Regions from separate parts of the Homo sapiens genome. Here all the other regions are linked to region 1. A link is a contact called in ENCODE Hi-C or POLR2A ChIA-PET data. All regions are on one chromosome and are shown on one strand. The core of a region is the stretch at or near the end of the contact, and the rest is flanking DNA. Distances in the headings are between cores, read along the strand shown. Region 1 holds the start of LRRC23 (leucine rich repeat containing 23). Region 2 holds the start of TAPBPL (TAP binding protein like). Region 3 holds the start of PEX5 (peroxisomal biogenesis factor 5).

Region 1 (4,463 bases), core at 1,964-4,463:
ATGAAAGAAGCCCAAGACATATTAGAATTGAATAATTAGAAGAAAAAAACCCTAAACTAATCTAAAAATCTTTTTTTCTTTTTTTTTGAGACCGAGTCTCACTCTGTTGCCCAGGCTGGAGTGCAGTGGTGCGATGTCAGCACACTGCAATCTCCGCCTCCCAGGTTCAAGCGATTCTCCTGCCTCCGCCTCCGGAGTAGCTGGGATAACAAACGCCCGCCACCACGCCCGGCGAATTTTTGTATTTTCAGTAGAGACAGGGTTTCGCCATGTTGGCCAGGCTGGTGTTAAACTCCTGACCTCAGGTGATCCGCCCACCTTGGCCTCCCAGAGTGCTGAGATGATAGGTGTGAGCCAAAGCGCCTGGCTTTTTTTTTTTTTTAGACAGAGTCTCGATCTGTTGCCCAGGCTGGAGTGCAGTAGCGTGATCTCGGCTCACTGCAACCTCTGCCTCCCGGGTTCAAGTGATTCTCGTGTCTCAGCCTCCCAAGTAGCTGAAACTACAGGCACAAGCCACAACGCCTGGCTAATTTTTTTTCTTTTTTTGAGACGGAGTTTCACTCTTGTTGCCCAGGCTGGAGTGCAGTGGCGCGATCTCAGCTCACTGCAACCTAGGCCTCCTGTATTAAAGCGATTCTGCTGTCTCAGCCTCCCGAGTAGCTGGGATTACAGGTGCGAGCCACCACCCCAGCTAATTTTTTGTATGTAGAGACGGGGTTTCACCATATTGGCCAGACTGGTCTCAAACTCCTGACCTCAGGTGATCCACCCGCCTAGGCCTCCCAAAATGCTGGGATTACAGGCGTGAGCCACCACGCCCAGCCTAAATATTACTTTTATAATTGAAAGAGACTCTATCTAGACCAGCCGATGGGGGAAAAATATCAAGGATGTTGTGGAGTATCTAGCTCTCATTACACAGTGTAACTTCAGTCCTTGCCAACTAAACACGAAATAAAACCTTCAATAGCTCCCCACAGCTTTCAGGATAAAGTCCAGATCCTTCAGTGTGATCCAAGTCTGTTTACTGCTTCTACCATATTCCAACCCCCGACTGCACCTACTGTTCCAGCCAGCAGAACCACCTGCTTTCTTTGCACAGGCATTGAGCTCTTTCTTCTCCAAGCATTACCACAGGTGATTCCTGCCTCTGAAATCTCTGCCCCGAATATATGATATCATGTATATGCATATACTATACAATGATCCCTAGCACTTAGTAAAAGCTCTATAAATGTTGGGTATGATTATTATAACATGTCTCATTATATTGAATTACTTGTGTACTTAATCTTGTCACTGAACTGTACACCTCTTGAAGATAAAAGATAAGGACTTCTGTGCTTTACTGTCCCGGAGCACAGGGACAGATTAAGTGCTTAACAAAAGCATGGCAGGGCGCAGTGGCTCATGCCTATAATCCCAGCACTTTGGAAGGCCGAGGCGGGCGGATTGCTTGAGCCCAGGAGTTTGAGACTAGCCTGGGCAACATAGCAAAACCTTGTCTCTACAAAAAATACAAAAAAATTAACTTGGCATGGTGGCGCACACCTGTAGTCCCAGGTACCCAGGAGGCTGAGACGGAAGGACTGCTTGAGCCCAGGAGGTGGACGTTGCAGTGAGCTATGATTGCTCCACCGCACTCCATCCTGGGCGACAGAGGGAAACTCTATTTCAAAACAAAAATAAAAACAAAATAACAAAAGTGTATGTTCAAGGACACCTTCCTAACCCTTACATCACAACTTTTCTTCCCATCTAATGTGTCTTCCTCTTTCTTCTTGGCCAAGGAAACTCATATCCATTTCTTTTGACTACATCAAACCACATGGATTTTTCCCTTCTCCACACTCCAACAATACAATAACTTTCATTTGTATAGCACATCTCACTCTTCAGAGTGTTCATATTTATTATTTCTTTTTCCTCACAGCAACCCCAGTACCAAGGACACAGGCCAGGGGTGGGGAGGAGCAGGAAAATGTTTACTAAGGGTCAACTAAGTGCAAGGCGATTTACCCACATTATCTCTTTTAATCCCTTAACAATCCTTACAGGTGGACGTTTTAATAATCCCCATTTCACGACTGTGGAAATTAGACCTCAGTAAGATTTCATAACCTGCTGAAGGACACACAGGTATTAAGTAGTAGAGATGGGTTTTGAAGCTGGTGTCTCTGACTTTAAAGTCCCTACTGGTTCCATGACACCAAGTAAACAGATTTGCCTATTAACCACATTCCTCCAAGCTGCCCTGGGCAGGAGGTAATATAATACTTCCTGATTTCTTGCCCACCACATCTTCCACCAGACCACTTTGCCGTTATATAAAGTCTGTGGGCACAATTTAACAATGAATCACATGCCATCTTACCTGGTTACCTCATTGTTTCATTTACATTAGATTCCACAACAAGATTGGTAACATCCCCCTTTCCCCAGGCAGGAATTGTGTCATCTTAACCTCCCTGAGCCTCAGTATCCTCTTCTTTCAAATGTCTATCTTACAGGACTGTTGCAGAGATTAAATATCAGTTGTAAAGATGTTTGACATAATGTCTCGCACAAACTCTCCAGAAATATTTATTGCATCTCAACATCTTTTTCATCTCCTTCAACATGTCAGACAGGCCTGAGTGCCTGGGTTTGGCTATGCCAGTTCCTGTTGATTACTGATATAACAACGTTGGATCAGGAGTATTTTAGTGGGCAGATGTTGAATTTTCTGCCTTCCACCCACTAAAAGGTTTGCATCAAACCAGTCCAGGATAACTCATACTGGATCCCTGTCAGTTGATATAGTTAAGCTAATTCTACAGATAACAAAGAGTCTTGGGTACGTTTAGCTAGCAAATGCAGATCTGCCAAGACTCCAACCCAGTTCTTAAGGTATCTGGGTCTGGACTCCTTCCGCTCCACCAAGCCACCTTCCAAAGGTCTACCTGAAAATAACTAATGAGCAGAAACTATAGGGGGAAGGGGAAAAGACCCCTTATCTTGGTGTTTCTTGCTTTTCCTCGCAGCCCCGCCCTTTTTGCTTCGAAGGACGAGTTTTTCCTGAATTCACAATACTTTTGCATTGAAGATGTCCGGTCCCTTTAAGGTCTTGGGTGACGTAATGACTAGCCCCGCCCCCTCTCTTCTCGCTTCTCAGCCCTGCCCACTTCTTTTTGTCCTCAGCCAATTAGCGGCCCAACGCCCCTTCCGCGCCTCATCCGGGTTCCCGGGACGGGAAAGTGGCGTGGTAACCAGGCAACTACTGATCAATCCCCTCCCCGGCTGATTTGCGCATCAGGTAGTCGCCGCTCTACTCTCAACGGTGGCGAGCTGCAGTTGCCAAGTGCCCCGTCCCCGTTGCCATAACAGCAGTACACAACCCCTCCTTCCCCTCGCCCGCTTGCTAAACAGTCCTTCCCTCTCGGGACCAAGGGCCTCTCCAGAACTGCTTCTGATTGAGCAGAAACAGGGTCTGAGCCCCTTTGCTAAGGCGAATTGAGTGGGAGGGTTGGAGACTGCGCTTTAGGCTGGTGTACCAGAGGGCCCAAGGAAATTGGCCCAGTGGGGAGGGAAAAGTAGAAGAAATGAATGGAGCAGGGATTACGGATGGCGCAATGGGAGCTGAGAGGAGAGGAGGAGGAATTGGTAGGGAAGATTGGAGAGCATGGCTTAAGGGGGAGGTGGGAAGAATGGGGGAGAGGGAAGCCCAGGAAATAGGGACACCCGGCTGCTGGAGGAGAGCTGGAGTCACTGTGAAGGACAGGAAAGGCCTGGGGGTGTGGGTGACATCCTGAAGGGAGGGGGTCCTCAGTGGAAAGTGTGAAGTGGGAGTTGAGAATCAAAATGAGATGTTCACAGGGATAAGGAAAGAAGCCTAGAGTTGGTGGGTCAGAAGTCATGGGGGTGATGGGAGTGGCACGTGTCAATGACGATGAAGGAGCTGAAGGCTGGCAGAAGCTGATGAGACCTTCTTTTTCAGGAGGAGGACTGAGCTTATCTGACTCCAGAGCTTTCAGGAGGGAAGAAAGATGTCAGATGAAGATGATCTAGAAGACTCTGAGCCAGACCAGGATGATTCTGAGAAAGAAGAGGACGAGAAGGAGACAGAGGAGGGGGAGGACTACAGAAAAGAGGGGGAAGAGTTCCCTGAGGAAGTGAGAGCCTGGACAAGGAGGGGTCCTAGGGCTGAAGGAGGGGGTTGGGCAGGGGAGAGACACCTTACTCCACTTCTACCTGCAGTGGCTGCCCACCCCCCTCACGGAGGACATGATGAAGGAAGGGCTTTCTCTGCTCTGTAAGACAGGCAATGGGCTGGCTCATGCTTATGTCAAGCTGGAGGTTAAAGAGAGGTGCGTTTTGGGGGGACCAGATGAGGACTGTGAGACTGTAGGGCCCCTATCTCCTTTCCCACTGTCATTCCTGGGTGTTCTGGTTGAGAGTTTGACTCTTCTCATGCCTAGTGGAAA
Region 2 (3,991 bases), core at 1-2,500, 450 kb before region 1:
ATAAGGTGGGGGAAAGGGGAGAGGCAAGGTGACAGGAGGGCTGGGCTGAGGGAGCCAAGGGCTAGACCCTCCCCTAACCCCTGTGTGTCCCCTCCTATTACAGCCCAAAGATCCCTGTGCAGCTCCGATTTTATTCGCATCCTTGTGATCTTCTCTGGAATGTTCCTTGTTTTCACCCTGGCCGGGGCCCTGTTCCTCCATCAACGAAGGAAATATAGATCAAGTAAGAGACAGAACACAGGCCTCCGGTCCTGCCCCTGCACCACACCCCACTGGCTCAACCCCACTGCCCACGCCTGGAATCTCACTGAAACCCACCAGCTCCACTTCACCAGCCTTGGTCCTACCCCTTCTCTCCCCTTAGCTGGCGTGCTCCTGACACCCCTCCCCCAAGCGCACCCGCCTCTACCCATCTCCTTCTCCCGTCTCCCCCTGCCCCCACTGCTGGCCAAGACTCATCGGATCTCCTTCTGCAGACAAAGGAGAAAGTCCTGTGGAGCCTGCAGAGCCTTGTCATTACAGCTGCCCCAGGGAGGAGGAGGGCAGCACCATCCCCATCCAGGAGGATTACCGAAAACCGGAGCCTGCCTGCTCCCCCTGAGCCAGCACCTGCGGGAGCTGCACTACAGCCCTGGCCTCCACCCCCACCCCGCCGACCATCCAAGGGAGAGTGAGACCTGGCAGCCACAACTGCAGTCCCATCCTCTTGTCAGGGCCCTTTCCTGTGTACACGTGACAGAGTGCCTTTTCGAGACTGGCAGGGACGAGGACAAATATGGATGAGGTGGAGAGTGGGAAGCAGGAGCCCAGCCAGCTGCGCCTGCGCTGCAGGAGGGCGGGGGCTCTGGTTGTAAAACACACTTCCTGCTGCGAAAGACCCACATGCTACAAGACGGGCAAAATAAAGTGACAGATGACCACCCTGCAGCTCTCCAGCTTCCTCTCTGAAATCCCAGTCCCAAAATCCAGTTTCCTGGCCGCCTCCTGGCTCAGGTCAGGATCTGGCAGAGGAGGTTTCTCAGCCGGTTATGTTGGGGCCTGCTTAAGGGCGGGGGTGAGAAAGGTCCCCAGGCTACTGTGGATCCTGTGTCTGACTTCAGATCCCCTTTTCCCACAGTTATAGCTCCACTTTTTTGGGACAGGTGGGGAGCAAAAGGGTGCAGAGGTCAGGTCTTGAAATCACCAGGGGATTTCCGGGTGAGGTGGGTGGTGAGAAAGGAAACAGCAAGCAGGGCTCTGGCAGCTGCTGCAGACGGCTTCACACAGGGACGCGGGCTGCCATCTTGCTCTAAGTGAAAGTGAAAGAAAAGTCGGCAGCAGAGGGAACAGGGAAGAAACCTAAAGGCTGCAGGCTGCCAGGTGTGCTTGGAGAGCCCCCTTCTTCCGCCGGGCCTCGCAAGCAGCGTAGGACTGTGGAGAAGGGCGGTGGGCAAGGAGGGAACTCGAGAGCAGCCTCCATGGGCACACAGGAGGGCTGGTGCCTGCTGCTCTGCCTGGCTCTATCTGGAGCAGCAGAAACCAGTGAGTCTGGGAGTCGGGGAGAGCTGGCTGGGAGAAGAGCTACTGAAGCCCCAGGGTGCCACCCTCCCCGAGATTCCAGAAGAGCAAAGGGGCCGGGGATGACCCCATCGCCTTCTAAGCCCAACAGGGGAAAGGCTCAGCGGCTGGCAAAGGAAGGAACCAATAGTGTGTGTGGAGGGAGGGTGGGGACTCCACAGGGAAAATGCTAAAGAGGGGCTGCCTCTGTGGCTGTGGTCAGGAGCCACTGTCCTACAGAGAGGGCACTGGCCTGGGAGCTGACACTTCAGAAGAGGAAAGGACTCCCCAGGTGAGGAAATCACTTGGAAGGTGACCTTGAAGGCGGGGGAGGGGAAGGCTACCCGAAATGGGAGAAAGCAGTGCAGGCTGTCAGTGCCCCAGCAACAGTAACTGTCCAGTCTCCTCTCTCTGCGGTGGCACTTGCTTGTTTTCTGAGAATTCCTTTGACTGAAAAGATAGTCTTTTATTCAACAGTTGGAAATGCAAGCATAAACTCCTCTGAGCAAGGCAAATCCAGGACTTTAACTCTCACCAAGAAGTATTTGCCTGGACTAGCAGGTGCTCTCCAGAAAGCTGGTTTGGGGATGACGGGAGAATAGAGGGACACAGAAACAGCTAGGATCTTGGATGGCAACTTTTACCCTTTGATGACTCCACAGCTTGAGGGCGGGGGCAGGAAGCAAGTGTGGAGTAGCTTTCTGGGGAAGGCGGTGCTCACCCCAGCCTTTGTCTGCAGAGCCCCACCCAGCAGAGGGGCAGTGGCGGGCAGTGGACGTGGTCCTAGACTGCTTCCTGGCGAAGGACGGTGCGCACCGTGGAGCTCTCGCCAGCAGTGAGGACAGGGCAAGGGCCTCCCTTGTGCTGAAGCAGGTGCCAGTGCTGGACGATGGCTCCCTGGAGGACTTCACCGATTTCCAAGGGGGCACACTGGCCCAAGATGACCCACCTATTATCTTTGAGGCCTCAGGTAAAAGCCTTCCACCTGTGTCCTTGGTCCTCCCGGGCTCCCTCCACCAGGACAGCCCAGGTCCCGATTACAGCCACACATACTGCCTCCCGTTGGCCCTGGTGTTCTCACGCTAATTTGCCCTCTGTGTGTGCCCTGCTTCTCCCCAGTGGACCTGGTCCAGATTCCCCAGGCCGAGGCCTTGCTCCATGCTGACTGCAGTGGGAAGGAGGTGACCTGTGAGATCTCCCGCTACTTTCTCCAGATGACAGAGACCACTGTTAAGACAGCAGCTTGGTTCATGGCCAACATGCAGGTCTCTGGAGGGGGACCTAGCATCTCCTTGGTGATGAAGACTCCCAGGGTCACCAAGAATGAGGCGCTCTGGCACCCGACGCTGAACTTGCCACTGAGCCCCCAGGGGACTGTGCGAACTGCAGGTAAGAAAATGAAAAGCAAGGCCAGGTGTGGTGGCTCACGCCTGTAATTCCAGAATTTTGGGATACCGAGGTCGGTGGATCACCTGAGGTCAGGAGTTTGAGATCAGCCTGGTCAACACGGTGAAACCCCGTCTCTACTAATACCAAAATTAGCCGGGCATGGTGGCGGGTGCCTGTAATCCCAGCTACGAGGGAGGCTGAGGCAGGAGAATCGCTTGAACCCGGAAGGCAGAGGTTGCGGTGAGCCGAGATCACACCATGGCACTTCAGCCTGGGCAACAAGAGCGAAACTCCATCTCAAAAAAAAAAAAGAAAAGAAAAGAAAAGCAAGTCACAGAAAGTTTTGCTTTTCTAAAGTGGTAAGATATGGGGCACAGAAGAAGAAAGGGAACAAATCCACCTCCATCCACACTGGTCACCTCAGGGCACCCCTAGGCCTTGGTCCTTTCTTCCTAAAAACCCCTGAGTCAGGCCAGGTGCGAAGGCCCATGCCTGTAATCCCAGCACTTTGGGAGGCCAAGGCAGGTGGATCACCTGAGGTCAGGAGTTCAAGACCAGCCTGGCCAACATGGTGAAACCCCCTCTCTACTAAAATACAGAAATTAGCCGGGCATGATGGCAGGTGCCTGTAATCCCAGCTACTCAGGAGACTGAGACGGGAGAATCACTTGAACCTGAGAGACGGTGGTTGCAGTGAGCCGAGATTGCGCCACTGCACTCCAGCCTGGGCAGCTGAGTGAGACACCGTCTCAAAAACAACAACAACAACAAAAACCCTGAGTCCACAAGAGAATGCTTCGCAGCCCCTACCTGAACGTCCCCAGGCACACAGACAACCTGTGTTATTTCCAAAATGGAGATCGTTCTCATCTCACTGGGCTGCCATGAGGAAATAAGACACATGATGCTATTCTGTACATGGGTGCTGTCCACTGTAGTCTTATCGAGCCAAAACCCGGTTTTCTCCCAGTGAAATGCTAGGCTGCTCTGGTGCTTCAGGGGTAAAGCTCAGGGATGCATCATTTGTTCATGATCTTATTAGTAAACCCAGTACTTGCCCTCTCCA
Region 3 (4,463 bases), core at 1,154-3,653, 280 kb after region 1:
ATACAGCCATGCTCATTTGTTTAGGTGTGGCCTATGTCTGCTTTTGTGCTCCAACAGCAGGGTTGAGTCACTGTGACAGAGACTGCATGGACTACAAAGCCAAAAATATTGACCATTGAGCCCTTTACAGTTTGGTGACCGTGGTCTGGGTTCAAATCCCAGCTCTGCTATTTATTAGTATGACCTTGTGCAAGTCACTCAACTTCTCTGTGCCTCAGTTTCCTCTTTTGTAAAATGGGGGATAATAGTTATTATTAATAACTATTAGGAGGATTAAATAAATCAATAGTTGAAAAGTGCTTGAAACAATGCCTGGCACACAGTCAATGCAATGTGTGTCTAAACATCTATTGAACTTGAATTCGTCAAACATTAAAGAATAAGTAAAAATTATTTTTATTTTATAAAAATTACTACTTTTATGAATAGAACAAGAATTTAAAGTTGAACCTGGATTAACAAAATCTAGGGTTTCAAATCTAGAGCTTCAGTAAATTAAATATTAAACACCAAAGTCACTCTATTAGCCCTTTCCCAGCACCTCTGGCTGGGACTGTGGACCAAGTTCTGTGAATGATTCTATGGCCTAGGAGATCAAAGATCTCCATGGTTTATCAGTAAGTCTTCTCTAAGACTGGGAAGTAGGTGCCTAGAGTTATGCCTGGATTAAATTTTGACTTCCTAGCCATCTGATTTTGCACAAGTCTTATCTGTAAAGTGGGTCTACTAATATCTATTTAATAGGGGTATTAAGAAGATTAAAAACATTGAGATACATAAAGTGTTTTACACAACACCTGGATTTTAGTAAACATCAGTTATTATTATTAGCATTCTTCCAAGATCTGCACACAAAGTGAGTTACGGCTAATCAGTTGATAAACTCCTAGCAGAGCAGAAGGTTATGTGTGTTGTGATGTTTAAGTGGTACTGGGAAACTCTGGTTGCCTTGAGGTTCTGAAATTCTACTGTATCAGATGGGTTCCTTTAAACATTGCTCTCTCTAGGGGGTCCTCTTTTTAAAAGTATGCACCTTCTGGAGGGCATCTCTTCATCCTTGTGTGGTTTAGTTTATCAGGTATTTTCCTCACGATGGCAGCCTGAGAACAGGGGACGCCCAAGGGCTGGGATTTGTGTGCTCCGGAAGAAAACGGGGTGTAGAAGTGGGGCCTCTGAAAGAGGGCGAAAAGGCAAGGAAAAGGAGAAATGTTGCACAGTCTTATGGTCTGTCCCCTGCCATTCTGTTCCCCTGAGGTGTCAGAGCAGCTTCTCTGTCTTCCCAGGGATGAGTTTACACAGACATTCCCTGTGGCCCCCTGAGGCCTCCACCTCTGAAATCTGCAGAACAGCCAGGAAACAAGCCCGGCCCATGGCGCCACCTGCTGCCTGCCTGCCTCCGCTCATGCACCCTGGGCTGGGATGGTACTTCTGTTCGTCTGGCATTATTGCCCTTGGTCATTTACCGGCAGCCCTGGGCCCCTCCTTGCTCTTCTCCATGACACTAGGACTCCCTTGGTCTTGAAGCTGGGTGAGATTATCAGGGTTTGTTTCTCAATGACTTTGAGGTTTGACAGCAGAGCACACTCTTTGGCAGATGAGGGGGCTTGAGGCTTAGTCTTATTCCGTGATTAAAAGCATTTCTTGTATGTTTGTCCTTTCCCAGCCTGGAGTGATGGGAATAAGGCCACTATGTTGACTTAGCGGAAGGAAGGGCTGACTCACTGTTCACCTTCCCTGTACGTTACCAGCTCGAGGTCTCAGGATGCGTTGGACCCTATTTTGGTCTCCGGAATTTGTCATCATGCAGTGCTATTTTCCCCATTATGCAGAGGTGGAGAGGGATTAAGGCGGGGGCGGGCCCCTGTCTCCATGGAGACAGTGACGCTACCCCGCTAGGGGTTATTTGGAAGCGGGGCAGGCCTAGGAGGCTGAAGAAGGCTTCGGACTGGACTCCCCAGCCCCTGGTGTTAGGGCTTTTCTCTTTCTTGGGCTTGGGAACATTAGCCAGCCCCATTTTAGAGGGGAAAACTGAGGCTCAGAAAGGGCACTGAATCCCCTTAGGTCACAATGCGCCCAAGGGAAGAGGCAGGATCGACTGAGCCTAGGATCTCGCGTCTTCGGCTTTCCCCCAGAGCCTGGGAAGCCCTTCTTAGCTCCACTCTTCTTTGAGCTTTCCGTCAAACAAATCCTAGGGCCCGTGGCCTTTTCGAGCGCTCCTAAAGGCGACTCTCCAAGACCCGCTCTCTAAGGTGCTCTTCCCCTTTAAGACTCACGGCTCTTCCCGTCAGGCTGCGTCGCAGTCTTAAGGCCCCGCCTTTTCAGACAGCTTCCGCTGGGCCTGGGCCGCTGCGGGGCGGTCACGGCCCCTTTAAGCCTGAGCCCCGCCCCCTGGCTCCCCGCCCCCTCTTCTCCCCTCCCCCAAGCCAGCACCTGGTGCCCCGGCGGGTCGTGCGGCGCGGCGCTCCGCGGTGAGCGCCTGACCCCGAGGGGGCCCGGGGCCGCGTCCCTGGGCCCTCCCCACCCTTGCGGTGGCCTCGCGGGTCCCAGGGGCGGGGCTGGAGCGGCAGCAGGGCCGGGGAGATGGGCGGTGGGGAGCGCGGGAGGGACCGGGCCGAGCCGGGGGAAGGGCTCCGGTGACTTAAGGGGAGGGAATGCTCCTCTGCCGTGCTCACCGCGTGCTGGGGCTGCGCGGGGCTAGGTATGGTCGGGCTGTTTTCCCACTGTCCCTTCTTCGGGCAGTGTCGCCGTCCAGCCTGGTTGTTGAAGCGTCCCCGTGGTCCCCCGGGGTCCAGGCCCCTTTGTGGAGGCAGCTGCTGGCCCCCAGCCCATGGGACCGTAGTCGCGGAGGCCTCTGCAGAGGCGCAGGCTGGAAGCGGTGGCCTTTGAGGGGGGCGGCAGGAGAGAGTACCGACCTCCCTCGAACTCCTGGCAGAGGTGGGGGTCGCAGCAAAAGCACTGGGGTGGAGGGCGGCCAGTGTGGGGCAGACGCCTGTGTGCCTTCCTCAGATACGGGCAGAGTTGTGGATGTGAGAAGGGTCTGGCTTGGGTACCTCAGTTCCAAACCTCCTGTGTCCATCAGAGAGCTGGCGGTCACCATGGCAATGCGGGAGCTGGTGGAGGCCGAATGCGGGGGTGCCAACCCGCTCATGAAGCTCGCCGGGCACTTCACCCAGGACAAGGCCCTTCGGCAGGAGGGATTGAGGCCTGGCCCCTGGCCCCCCGGAGCCCCGGCCTCTGAGGCAGTGAGTGTTCTTGAGGTGGAAAGCCCAGGTGCAGCCTCTGAGGCAGTGAGTGTTCTTGAGGTGGAAAGCCCAGGTGCAGCCTCTGAGGCAGTGAGTGTTCTTGAGGTGGAAAGCCCAGGTGGTGGTGGTCTGAGGTGGAGGGGCTGTTTGCACATCTTGGTATAACTGCTTTCTCTATTGTGTTGCAAATCATAGTAGTTACCACTTACTGAGCGTTTATAAACACTAGAAAACCCTGTGCACCTTTAAATAAATGCAACCATTTTATAGATGAAGAAGCCGAGGCTCAGATGCCTATGGGCTTCATCAACCCCTGATTTTAGAGGAACTGCGTCATTGTACATCTCTGTCTTTCTCTCTTAGGCCTCCAAGCCTTTGGGAGTAGCTTCTGAAGATGAGGTAAATAGACCAGTCTCTTTTCTGTCCCATTTTTCTCTTGCCCACTGTGTTTTTACCTTTAAACTTAGTTCACCCGTATTTCAATTTTTGGGCTTTCCTGACCGAATGAGAATGCCTGCTTGTTTTTAAATGTATTTTTTCGTCCTTCTAAATCTATGGAAAGACAGTTTCTCTTTATGTGTCTCCAGTTTCTGTGTTTTCCTTTCCTTGTATCTAACATTGGGATCCCCCTCCAGTGGGTCCTGCCTCTTGCTGGGGCCTCCCAAGCCTATGGGTTCATTTCATCATTTCCCTTCTGGCAGTTGGTGGCTGAATTCCTGCAGGACCAGAATGCACCCCTTGTGTCCCGTGCCCCTCAGACCTTCAAGATGGATGACCTCCTGGCTGAGATGCAGCAGATTGAGCAGTCAAACTTCCGCCAGGCTCCCCAGAGAGGTGAGTCCAGAGTCTAGTGGGAGGGGAGATCGTTTTCCATGTAGCCAGGGCCAAGGAAGGGGGTTCCATTGGATGCTGCTGGCATTGGGGACCTGAGATGCAGAAGGAGACAAAAGTAACAGAGTGTTTTCACGTGGATTCAGGGTTCTTTAGGCATGATGGAATGGTATGTATGTATTCTTTCTTAGTTTTCTCTCTCTCTCTTTTAAGCCCCTGGTGTGGCAGACTTGGCCTTGTCTGAGAACTGGGCCCAGGAGTTTCTTGCAGCTGGAGATGCTGTGGATGTAACTCAGGATTATAATGAGACTGACTGGTCCCAAGAATTCATCTCTGAAGTTACAGGTGAAACTTGTTATGGGAAAATCTATATTGGCTTCTATGGGACAG

The links. Hi-C counts contacts between places; a loop is a spot of excess contacts on that map. ChIA-PET counts read pairs that join two places held with the same protein, here RNA polymerase II (POLR2A). Pooled maps may share reads with other maps.
Region 2: a pooled map shows a loop between it and region 1 (3-fold over the local background). The contact joins the promoter of TAPBPL here to the promoter of LRRC23 in region 1. A Hi-C loop is called at or near these places in 3 of 50 pooled maps. POLR2A ChIA-PET finds 5 or more read pairs at or near these places in 2 of 52 experiments (Caco-2 and OCI-LY7).
Region 3: a loop to region 1 is called in a map of CD8-positive, alpha-beta T cell, with 27 times the contacts of the local background. The contact joins the promoter of PEX5 here to the promoter of LRRC23 in region 1. A Hi-C loop is called at or near these places in 4 of 168 maps with a recorded cell type or tissue (CD4-positive, alpha-beta T cell, CD8-positive, alpha-beta T cell and naive thymus-derived CD4-positive, alpha-beta T cell), 6 of 37 single-sample maps with no recorded cell type and 15 of 50 pooled maps. POLR2A ChIA-PET finds 5 or more read pairs at or near these places in 1 of 52 experiments (activated B cell).

The regions. Positions count from the first base shown.
Region 1 is chr12:6,901,609-6,906,071 of GRCh38, forward strand. It overlaps LRRC23 (leucine rich repeat containing 23), which reads left to right and starts at 3,214. Exons shown (of 8, transcript NM_001135217.2): 1 at 3,214-3,467; 2 at 3,977-4,151; 3 at 4,237-4,346. The coding sequence starts at 4,026.
Region 2 is chr12:6,450,792-6,454,782 of GRCh38, forward strand. TAPBPL (TAP binding protein like) reads left to right here and starts at 1,251. Exons shown (of 7, transcript NM_018009.5): 1 at 1,251-1,521; 2 at 2,276-2,506; 3 at 2,656-2,925. The coding sequence starts at 1,458. CD27 (CD27 molecule) reads left to right here. Exons shown (of 6, transcript NM_001242.5): 5 at 104-223; 6 at 477-922. The coding sequence ends at 601. It overlaps CD27-AS1 (CD27 antisense RNA 1), which reads right to left and starts at 726. Exons shown (of 6, transcript NR_015382.2): 1 at 1-726. RefSeq lists enhancers at 61-270, 361-520, 951-1,550.
Region 3 is chr12:7,187,283-7,191,745 of GRCh38, forward strand. It overlaps PEX5 (peroxisomal biogenesis factor 5), which reads left to right and starts at 2,404. Exons shown (of 16, transcript NM_001351132.2): 1 at 2,404-2,468; 2 at 3,080-3,242; 3 at 3,606-3,641; 4 at 3,944-4,076; 5 at 4,287-4,418. The coding sequence starts at 3,096. RefSeq lists enhancers at 889-1,390, 1,391-1,890, 2,201-2,260, 2,261-2,977, 2,971-3,120 and 2 more and silencers at 1,301-1,350, 2,371-2,780.